2 separate regions of the Homo sapiens genome follow, and region 1 is linked to region 2. Evidence: read pairs that join two places in POLR2A ChIA-PET (ENCODE). Cell type or tissue: PC-9. All regions are shown on one strand. Links, peaks and the distances in the headings refer to the core of each region. The heading gives the core; the rest is flanking DNA.

Region 1 (5,371 bases), core at 137-5,136, 150 kb before region 2:
TGCAGGACTCTGAGCAGGGCCCTGGAGAGATCTGGAAAAATGAAACAGGTCCTTTAACGTGAGACAGAGCATGCTAAATACCACTAGAGAGGTTCTCTGGAACTGCAGGGGAAATGGAGATGAAAGGCACAGACCCTTGCTCAAAGAGCTTCCACCTGGCGGAGGGATACACTGCAAGCTGGGTAGAGTTATCAGAATCATCACAGAGGTAGAGCAGAGCTGTGGGTGGTCAGAGCTTGGGGACAAGAGACTGAGTGATAGGGAAGGTGGAAAACATTGGGTGGGAGATTAAGGCTCTTTTATTTGTGAGTGGTCAGAGCTTGGGGACAAAAGACTGAGTGATAGGGAAGGTGGAAAACATTGGGTGGGAGATTAAGGCTCTTTGTTCTAACTCTGAATGGGCAGCGTCAATTTGAAATGGAATCATGGTGGGTTTCAGGGATTGAGAGGAAGGGGACAGGGAAGGATGAGGCTGGAAGGGAGAGACTGGTGGGATGCTGTGAGAAAGGGGATGGGGAAAGGGGGGACAGGAATTGCCCAGAGAGGAGCTGTTTGCTTAGAGAATGGGTCCATGGGTAGGCTTCCCTTCTGAAAGACAACTTCATGACATGGGGAGGTTTAATGTATCAAAGTCTTGCCCCTCTTATTAGACTCATGTCTTTAGTCATTTAATTTTTCTTAATTTCAATTACTTCATCTCTAAAATGAGGTTGATTATACATACTTCATATGGTTGTTGTAAGGAATGAATTGAATCAATGTCATAGCATGAGTGCCCTAAGACATACATATAAGAATGTTCCTGGCTGGGCACAGTGGCTCATGGCTATAATCTCAGCACTTTGGAGGCTGAGCTGGGAGGATTACTTGAGACCAGCCTGGGCAACACAGGGAGATCCCCGTCTCTACAGAATATTTTTTAAAAATTAGCTATGCGTGGCGGCATGCACCTGTGGTCCCAGCTATTCAGGAGGCTGTGGTGGGAAGATTGTTTGAGCCCAGGAGATATAGGCTACAGTGAGCCATGATCATGCCACTGCACTCCAGCCTGGGCAACAGAGCAAGACCCTGTCTCAAAAAAAAAAAAAAAAAAAAGGATGTTCCTAGCCATGCTCTGTGCAATGCTGGAACCCTGGAGCCATTTAAGTGTCCCTTCACTCAATGGATAAATTGTAATGTATTCATAAAACACAATACTATGTAGACAAGAAAATGAATGAATGAAAAGTCTAGGCATCAACAAGAATGAGTCTCTGGAACATAATGTTGAATGAAAAAAGTGAGGCTCACTCCTGTAATCCCAGCACTTTGGGAGGCTGAGGCATTGGAATCACTTGAGCCACGATTAAAGTAATTTATATAAATAATGTTTTTAAAAAAGAAAAAAGTGAGTCACAGAAAAATACATACTCTCCACTTCCTTTAACCTAAAGTTAGGAAACATGAAAAACTAAAAAAAGCACTTTGAGGATAAAAATATGTGGTAAAACTATGAAGAACAGCAAGGGAATAAAACACAGAAAATTCAGAAGAATGGTTATCTCTGGGGTGAGAAGGAAGGTGATAGGGTGGGGTGTTCCTCAGGGCGGAACACCGAGGAGGTTCCAAAGGTAACAGTAATGTTCACTTCAAAAAACTGGTTTTGGGTGCATGCGTTTTGTTGTATCATTCTTTATACTTTTTACCTACTTTGTAAGTATTTTTACCTACTTAATTTTATTACAACAATTTGAAAAACCTATCCCATCGAATACCAACTGCTGTGAATTATATAATAGTTGAAAAAGACATAAGCAAATTTAGAGAATTAACTTGGAATGACTTGGCTTTTGGTGAATTAGCTTCTAAGATATTAACCATTCAGCAAAGTGATGGTTTGAGGAATTCTTCATTTGGCCAGCTGGCTTTCTGTGATTTACTTGTAGAAAAAATGACCTAGAGTCTGGTGTTCAGTAAGATCAGGGCTATTAGAAGGAAGAAAGAGTGGACATGCCTGGAGCAAGGATCGTAACTCCGCCTGGAAGAGGAGGGGAGGTTTGTTGGAGATCTGTGTTGAGTCTGGAAGAATGAGTAAGCACCGACCAGGTCTGTATCTGTGTGTGTTCTGTCATGTATATGTATATACGTGAGTATATACACATGCTATTGGGTGTGTATTGATTCAGAATCGTTTTATCCTTCCGTTGACTTGAACATTTTATCATACCTAGGGACCCTCTTTAATCCTGGTAATGCTCTATCCTTAAAACCTCTTTTGTCTAATATTAAAATAATTACTATACCAGCATTCTTTTGCTTGATACTTGCCAGGTATAACTCTTTCTTTACTCTTACTTTCACCTTTTTTTTGTATTATTTTATTTTAGATTCATATTCAGCAAACAGCAGATACCTGGTTTTAAATATTCACTTGAGGAAGATGGTATTTTCCAAAGATGGCTGCACCAGCCTATGCCAGTCCCAGTGTGAAACTGATCCTCCTCCTTTGAGAAGTGGAGTCTGTGTTCACTGCCCTTTGATCTGGGAGATCCTGTGGAAGTGACACTCTATGACTAATGAGGCTAAGTCACCAAAGGCAATATATTCTTAGGACACACACCTTTGGAGCCCGGGGCTAGCATGCTGGAGACACCAAGGGGAAGGAACACAGAACTAGAGGAAGAAGCTTGAGGAACCCTGGCTACTAGAGTCTTAGTGCAGGCATGAGAAATGCAAATGAGGAAGCCTTTAGGACACTCCATTCCCAGCCACTGCCTGACTGCAAAATGAGGAGACTGAGGGTCAAAGGGAAGGGGAGGCTGAGAGTGGGAGGGGGGAGAGTGAGCAGCAGGGAGGAAAGAGTGAGGGGCAGAGAGAAGACGAGACCAAAGGATGTGAGAAGAATGAAGTCATTAGAATATAAACATTCCAGAATGTATTTATGAACATGTTATTCATGAATATGTTTAAGAAAAGGAAACATCACTGATATAGTCTTATTCAGGAGTAAGAATGTATTCTTCAAGAATATATCTACATTAGAATAATACGTTCTGGAATATTAAGGATTCTTCTAGACATATTCTTTTCCGGCCCCTGCATTTCCCCCTCTGTCCCTAAGGCTTTCCTGCTCTCTGCCACTCCCCAGCAAACTCCCCTCTCTCTCTGTCCCTCAGTCTTCTCCCTTCTGACCCCAGTGTGTCCCCTTGTACCTCCAGTCTCCCTCTGCCCGCTGGATGGAGCCATTGTCTGCTGGTACTGACTCCCCGCTCCTAGCAGAGGGTCCCTTCTGTCTACTCCAGGTCCCTCTAGTTGCAGCAGCTGGGAACCAAGCACAAACTGAGCCCAGTGAGCATTCCTCAAAATACTATCCTGAAGATAAAGTAAAGACCAGTCAGCTAAAGGCAGCTAGAAATCTTAAAAAGTTGTTCAAGCTATCCCATCCAGTGAAAATCTCCATTTACTTCTTTTAAATAGTTAAAAAAAGGAAATTTGGAGACTTGCTCTTTGGGACTTAGCCATGCAGTGACTTTCTCATTCAGGGCAGTGTCTTTGAACACACTGGCCTGCTTCCCCAGACGGGGCGCTTCTCCAGGGCAGGATTCCGGTCTAGTTTATCCCTTTGTCCCCAGTGCCAAGCACAAAGCAGCCACCGGCAAAGCTTTTTTAAAGAGAAGAACAGACACATTGAGTTTGCACATTTGAAGCCAGGGCCAGAACTTATTTCCTGCCACCCTGATGGTAACAAAGATGCATTTTGCACTGTGCTGGGCTGTCAGCAGCCTGTATAACCTGTTCATTGATCCAACAATTTGGGGGTTGTAGGGAATTTCCCGAGGATTTTGCCACTGAGAATGGAAGCCAGGGCACAGGAGCCTCAGAACAGCAGAAGCTGAATTATCTTTTTGCTAGTGATCAATAGGATCCTGGGCTGTAAGATAAGATGTGAGAGATCCTGTCAGCCTGGGTGGGACCTTGGCAGCTGTCCCACTCTGGTTCTCACTTGACCTCCTCCCTCCCTCTCCCCTGTATACAATGGGGTTCATTTTCAGTTCTCCCACAGGCTGGCACTGTGTGAGGACTCAGTGATGAGAGTCATGGTAGCCCCTGACCTCAGGGCTCCCAGACTTGGAAATGAGGCAGGTTTGAACCCCATTCATATCCATATGGGGGATGGCTGCAACCATAGCAACCTGACCATACAAGCACTGCCTAAAGGGAGTGTCTGGAGCATAGAGAATGCCCAATAACATTTATCGGGTGAATGTGTGGTTAGTGCGGGTTTCTCTTCCTGGGTCAGCCATCTCCTCCTTCACAGAGCAAGTTTTCATCAGAACTGGGTTGGGAGGCATGGACACCTGCTTGTCAGATGATGGGAGCAGGGAGTGGAGGAGGGGGTTTCATTTGAAGAAAAGGAAGCAGTAGTTTCCTAGACAGAGAGGTCTGAAACAGTGTAGGGCTACTGTGGCATTATAGGTAGTTCAGGAGGAATGCAAGGAGGTGCCTCGGGGGAGATGGGGAAGAGGGGAAACAAAAGATATCAGGCTGTAGAGGGAGGCTGAGGCTTTTTCTTGTGGCACTGGGGAACTCATGACAGGTTGTCAGCAGAGGAAAGACATGACCCGATTTTCATTTTAGAAAAATGGCTCTGGTCATCTGTGTGGGGCTTAGATGGAAAGAGGGGAGACTGTTAAGAGGCTGTTGTCACAGTCCAAGTGAAAGTTGATGTGGCCTGGCTTAAGGGAAATAGGAGACTCATTCAAAACACCTTTACAAATTAGAACAGACAAGACGAGGTGACTGATGCGTCTCTCAAATATGTGTTATGTTCCTGCTGTGTTCAAGAAAACATAGGTATGTGAGAGAGATGAGAGGTTCAGAGATGGAGGAGACATGTAGACATGTCCCTGCCCTTACAGTGAGGACATGCATTCGTTATCACGTTTACTGAGTGCCCGCTCCGTCATGCGCGCAGGTAAACACAAGGTTCAAAGCAGCAAGTGCACAGGGAGCAGGAATGTGAAGTGCTGTGAAAATTTAGGTGCAGGAAGGACCTTGGAATATGGGGTGTGTGATACTCACGGGAGGCTGCTCCAGGCAGGGGAACATTGTGAGCAGAGGCACAATGATGTCAAAGCCTAAGGAACTGTGGCTTGGGGGGTGTGGGGCAGAGGGTTAGAGGGGGACAGAGAGAGAGAACATAGCAAGGACAGCCAGGGGTGGACTGTAGTGAGCCTCAAACACCAGCCTAAAGAGCAGCGGTGAAGAGGGCCAGTCGCAGGGGTCACAAAGCCTTCCGAGCAGGACAGAGGCATGGTCTGAGCTGTGTTTTACAAAGACAAATCTCATACCATGCTCAGGACAGCTGGAAGGGAACAAGCCCTTCCCTGAA
Region 2 (5,371 bases), core at 176-5,175:
ATACTGCTCAGCCTTGATGAAAGCTACCAAATTGATATCAGAGGTCAGACTGAGCTGAAGGTGAGAGAATTTTGTGGTCTTTGTGGGAAAAGTCTCCAAGGATCCAGTTTCTGTGGGAAGCAGGAAAGATTCTTATCTGACTGATGTGGCTGCCCAAGTTGGGGATGTAGCTGGTCACCTTTACATGCCCTCTATGCTCTCCAAATTCTAAAGAAACATTGCTTCCTGGGAGCCATCTTGCTCCTTGTGAGAGGAAAGGCCAGGACAGAGAAGTCACTTCTCCTGATGACCTGTCTGTGTAGCACGCCAGTGTACAACACACATCAAAATATTTATCACTCATAGTAATAATGAAAGGAGCATCGTTGTCCCCATTTTACAGTTGAAAAAATTCAATTAAAGAGGCAGAGTGGCTTGTCAAAGTCACATAGCTCGTAATTCAGATCTCATGGCTCCAAAGCTTGTGCCTTCTCCATAGCACTGCTGGGCTCCTGCCCATCCCTCAGAATCCCAGATCAGACATCACCTCTCACTGCAGCCTACCCTGACCCAGGAACACTCATCTTCCTCCTCCTTCCCCACAAACAGTGACTGCCATGCCTTCTCTGTGTACCCACCAGTCCCAAGGCCAGTTCTCTGCTGTTACAGTGTAATGTTGGGTTGTTAATGCTCATGATTACCTCAAAGGCAGAGAAAGGTCTGTAACCTGTGCATTCTCTCTCAACATTACCATTCTATAAAGGCAATGGTACAGCATTCCTTTCAGTGACTTTTCTTCCTACCCCACCTCCTCTTCCTCAAATTCCTAAGCTGAAGCCAGGTCTAGCAGGGAGACCGGAGCAATCTAGCTTAAAGGCCTGATGCACTGGGTCCCAGAAATTCGGTGCCATATGGGACTCACTTCATTACACTGTGGAACGTCGGTGCAGGAGGGTGCAGCACAGAGACGGGCAGCAACTTGTTCATGATCACACAGCCCGTGAAGGCCAGCAAATGTGGAATCCTTTGCTCTGTATGGCTGGGGTTAGGGGAGAGTGAGCTGGAATAAGTCAGGGCAGATGTGTCTTATTTAGGGGGGTGAACACTGGGCGTCCTGAGGAATGGATGACTTATGCCAGAAAGGGACACAGAGAGTTGTGGGGAGGGCAGCGAGGCGTGGAGAGGGTAGAGAGGCGTGGGGAGGGCAGAGAGGCGTGTGGAGGGCAGAGAGGCGTGTGGAGGGCAGAGAGGTGTGTGGAGGGCAGAGAGGTGTGTGGAGGGCAGAGAGGTGTGGGGAGGGCAGAGAGGTGTGGGGAGGGCAGAGAGATGTGCGGAGGGCAGAGAGGTATGGGGAGGGCAGAGAGGTGTGCAGAGGGCAGAGAGGTGTGCGGAGGGCAGAGAGGTGTGGGGAGGGCAGAGAGGTGTGCGGAGGGCAGAGAGGTGTGGGGAGGGCAGAGAGGTGTGGGGAGGGCAGAGAGGTGTGCGGAGGGCAGAGAGGTGTGCGGAGGGCAGAGAGGTGTGCGGAGGGCAGAGAGGTGTGGGGAGGGCAGAGAGGTGTGTGGAGGGCAGAGAGGTGTGCGGAGGGCAGAGAGGTATGGGGAGGGCAGCATGCCAACCTTAGGCTCTTCAGGCTGGCCCAAGGGCTCCAAGGACAATATTCATCCCATAGAGCCCTGGCCCAGGATGGGACATGGAACCTCCAGCCCAGCCAGCCCCGACCCTCATGTTCTCAAGCCCCCTCGCTCCTGACCTTCAGGAGCTGCATTCCCACCCCAGGGGAGGCCACCATACCAGGTCCTTCCATTGTGAAGGCTGGAGAGAATCACAGATGGTGGGATCTTAGCACTCTAGATCCGCTGATCACAGGGCTCATGATTCTTTTCTCTCTCTCTCTCTCTTCTTTCTTTCTTTCCCAGGCTGGAGAGCAGTGGCGCGATCTTGGCTCACTGCAACCTCCACCTCCCAGGTTCAAGTGATTCTCATGCCTCGGCCTCCCGAATAGCTGTGATTACAGGCATGTGCCACTGTGCCTAGCTAATTTTTGTATTTTTTAGTAGAGATGGAGTTTCTTCATGTTGGCCAGGCTGGTCTTGAACTCCTGACCTCAAGTGATCCACCTGCCTCAGCTTCCCAAAAGGCTAAGACTATAGGTGTGAGCCACCATGCACCCAGCTGGGTTATTTCTTTAACAGAGAAATATTAACTTATTTAGTCTTTACAACTTTGTGAGGTACTGAGGCAATGGAGGCACAGAGAAGTAAAGTAAGTTGGCCAAAGTCACACAGCTAGGAGGCAGCAGAGCCAGGATTTCAATCTCCAGGCTCTAGGCTGCTCTCCATGGAGCTGTTGAATCACACATTTTGTCCTTGCTCTTCAGCTTGAGGAGGTTTGCTTGGGGAGGGACCTTCCCATCCCCTTCCCTCTCTCTTCCAGGGGAAGGGCATCGAAGAGACCTACTGGGTGGGGGGAAGGCAGGCTTCCCCAGGCCCCTCCCCGCACCTGTGGACATCAGACCTGGGTGAGTAAGAGAGATTTCCCAAAAAGCTTGGACGTTTTTCTGATTATAAAAGTATTTCCCGCCTAGTGTGGAAAACTTGGAAAATACAGAATTCTTCGAATATTCAATAATCCCCGTCTTTCTACTCCTGGGAGGTAGCTGCTGTTAGCACTTCAGCAGGGCTCCTACACACCTGTTTCTCATGTGCTTGGCGTGCGTGAGGTCATGTGGCCCAGATCACTTCTCATCCTGACCTGTGCCCTCAGCTCACTGTCCTGAGCACCTTCCTGTATTGTTCAGAGTACTTTATAAACATACCCACAGTAGGCCAGGCACGGTGGCTCACGCCTGTAATCCCAGCACTTTGGGAGGTCGAGGCAGGTGGATCACCTGAGGTCAGGAGTTCGAGACCAACCTGGCCAACATGGTGAAACCCCGTCTCTACTAAAAATACAAAAAGTAGCTGGGCATGGTGGCGGGTGCCTATAGTCCCAGCTACTCAGGAGGCTGAGGCAGGAGAATCGCTTGAACCCAGAAGGCCAAGGTTGCAGTGAGAGGAGACTGCGCCATTGCACTCCAGCCTGGGTGACAAGAACAAAACTCTGACTCAAAAAACAAAAAACAAAAAACAAAAACCATAAACATACCCGCAGTGACTGCATCTGGATTGCAACATGTGGACACTCCAGGATTGCAACATGTGGACACTCCAGGATTTGCAAAGCCTATCTCTATTGCAGAGAATGCAGAATCTTTCCATTTTGAGCTGACTACAGGTCATGATTTGCTAAACATTATCATGCATTTATTGCTATTCAGACTATTTCTGCAGATGACAAATTTTTAGATAAAAAGAGCACCCACATTTTGGGGGCCATGTGAAGCAGATTCTCAGAGAGCTTGTGCCTGTTTGGTGGTTTGTCTCTTCCCTCTGTCCTCTGTCCCCTAGAACCCATGTCCCTCACTGAGGGCAATATAGATGGGGTTGGGGAAGGGAGAAAAGTTAATAACATTTTACTTCAAAGTGCTCTTCCCTACCCACTTCCACCCCATCAGTGGGCAGGCAGTCTGCAGAGGGTCGGAGGGCAAGGGGCACAGGTGTCGCCAATTGCCAAGAAGGTCCCAGAGACCATAGAGGCTGACTGGCTGATTGCACTGGTAGGGAGGCTGAGCGTGGGGAAGGGCAGGGACCCACCTGGCGTGCTACATTGCCACCACATCAGTGCCTGGGCCAGAGCTCAGGCTTGCTGTCTCCCTGCCCAGAATGCACCCTTCATCAAAACTTCCAACGGGCTCTGCTCAGTTCTTCCAAGATAGCCCCCCACCCAAGGCCACCTCTTCCCATCCCTCAAAGACAAGCAATATGGGCTTCCTGGGAAGGGACCACAGTTGGAGCAGCCCAGGCTGAGCATCCTCCAACCAGGCGGGACTGATGTGAACAGGGCAGGTCACAGCAGCCTTTCCCCTCCTGCTGTTGGGGGGCCAAGGCCTTGGGACCCCAGGGAGCCTGGGGCACAGCGGTGCCTCAGGGCAGGAGTTGCTGCCGTTCATCTGAGTTCCCCCTTGCCACACACATCAGGGTCCAGAGGGGCTCCCAGCAAGGGGGAGAGGGAAAGAGAGTGAGTGCGTGGGCAGAAACCAGCATAGGATGGCGAGCCTCCCGGGGTGCAGACACACAGGGACACCCTTTTCACAGGGACACGCCAGCCTCTTAGAGGCAGAGCCAGCTTGCACTGGTAGAAAGGCCTTCACACGGCTGGGGCCCTTCTCCTTTGCAGAGTGATGGATGGCCTGCGGGACAGGCAGCGTGATGTGAACGCAGGGCTCAGGCCTGGCCCTGACTGTTGTGTGGCAGATCTTGCTCCTGTCTGGGCCCGTTGGGCTCTGTGGCTGGACTCAGTCCTCAGCTCCCCCGTGGCCCTCTTCTCCCTTCCCTTACGTGGAGGGCCTCTCCTCCTGTTCTCCTCCCTGTGTCCTGAGGAGTGAGCCCTCCTCTGGCCTTGCCTCCCTACCAGCGCCCACCCCACTGCTCATCTCCACTCAGAGCTCAACTTCTCAGGAGCTGGCGGCTGCCGCTGACTTCACTTCCTCACCTCCCACTCCCTCCTCGGCCCCCGCAGTCTGACTTCCACCCCCTCGGGCCAGAGGGCTCTTCGGAAGGTCTCCGGTGACCTCCGTCCATGTCACCAGATCCGGGGGCAGTTTCAGTTCTCAACCTGACTGCTCAGCAGCGTTCGCCCTGCTGCCCTCCTTTTCCTAAAAGCTCTTTCTTCCCTGGCCTCCTCCTCTGGCACCAGCTCATCCTCCCCTTCTTGGGGCCTCCCTGTCTACCCAGACACTAACGACACCCAGTACACGTCTCGGGCTCCCACCCCACTGGGCACCAGGCTCCCGTAGCTCTGGCTGCTCACTCAATGGTTCCTTCTGGGGCTTCACAGCACCACGGATTGCAAAGCTCCAGCAACCCTTGAAACCTGGTCCTCCAGCATCCCCAGTCAGACAGCCCAACACCATGCCAAGCTCCTGGCGTCTCCGCACCTACCCCTATCCATTAGCAAGTCTGGAGCCTCCAGAGCCTCTGGGGAGGCAGGTGGGAGTCCTTGCCCCCTCCCAGGCCTCAGGCTCAGATCCTGCACACAGGATGTGTGTGTGCCTAGCAGCCCCCACTCCATCACACATCCCTCCTCCGGCTGGCTTCTCCACCTCCCTGCACCCACCCTGGCCCAAGCCACCACGTCTCTCAGGTGGCCCGCCGCAGGGCTCCTAGCCAGTTCCCTTCCATCCATCTCTACCCGGCAGCCAGAATTATCTTTTAAAAATACAAACATGGGCCGGGCGTGGTGGCTCACGCCTGTAATCCCAGCACTTTGGGAGGCCGGGGTGGGCAGGTCACTT

Evidence for each region. ChIA-PET counts read pairs that join two places held together with the same protein. Peaks named below come from ENCODE experiments on the same cell type or tissue, not always from the same donor. Only the 100,000 strongest peaks of a DNase experiment are listed, where the experiment ranks them.
Region 1: POLR2A ChIA-PET joins it to region 2 with 7 read pairs; 2 of 35 experiments call an interaction of 5 or more read pairs at or near these places.

What each region holds. Positions count from the first base shown.
Region 1 is chr11:76,836,730-76,842,100 of GRCh38, reverse strand. No RefSeq gene overlaps it. Among named protein-coding and RNA genes, the nearest start is that of ACER3, 22 kb to the left of the region's middle. RefSeq lists an enhancer at 1,935-3,134. In PC-9, for the core only: no CTCF peak of the experiment used is centred there; a DNase peak (open chromatin) is centred at 2,560; H3K27ac peaks cover 655 bases.
Region 2 is chr11:76,688,730-76,694,100 of GRCh38, reverse strand. It overlaps the pseudogene GUCY2EP. Among named protein-coding and RNA genes, the nearest start is that of LRRC32, 21 kb to the right of the region's middle. RefSeq lists an enhancer at 4,495-5,371. In PC-9, for the core only: no CTCF peak of the experiment used is centred there; no DNase peak of the experiment used is centred there.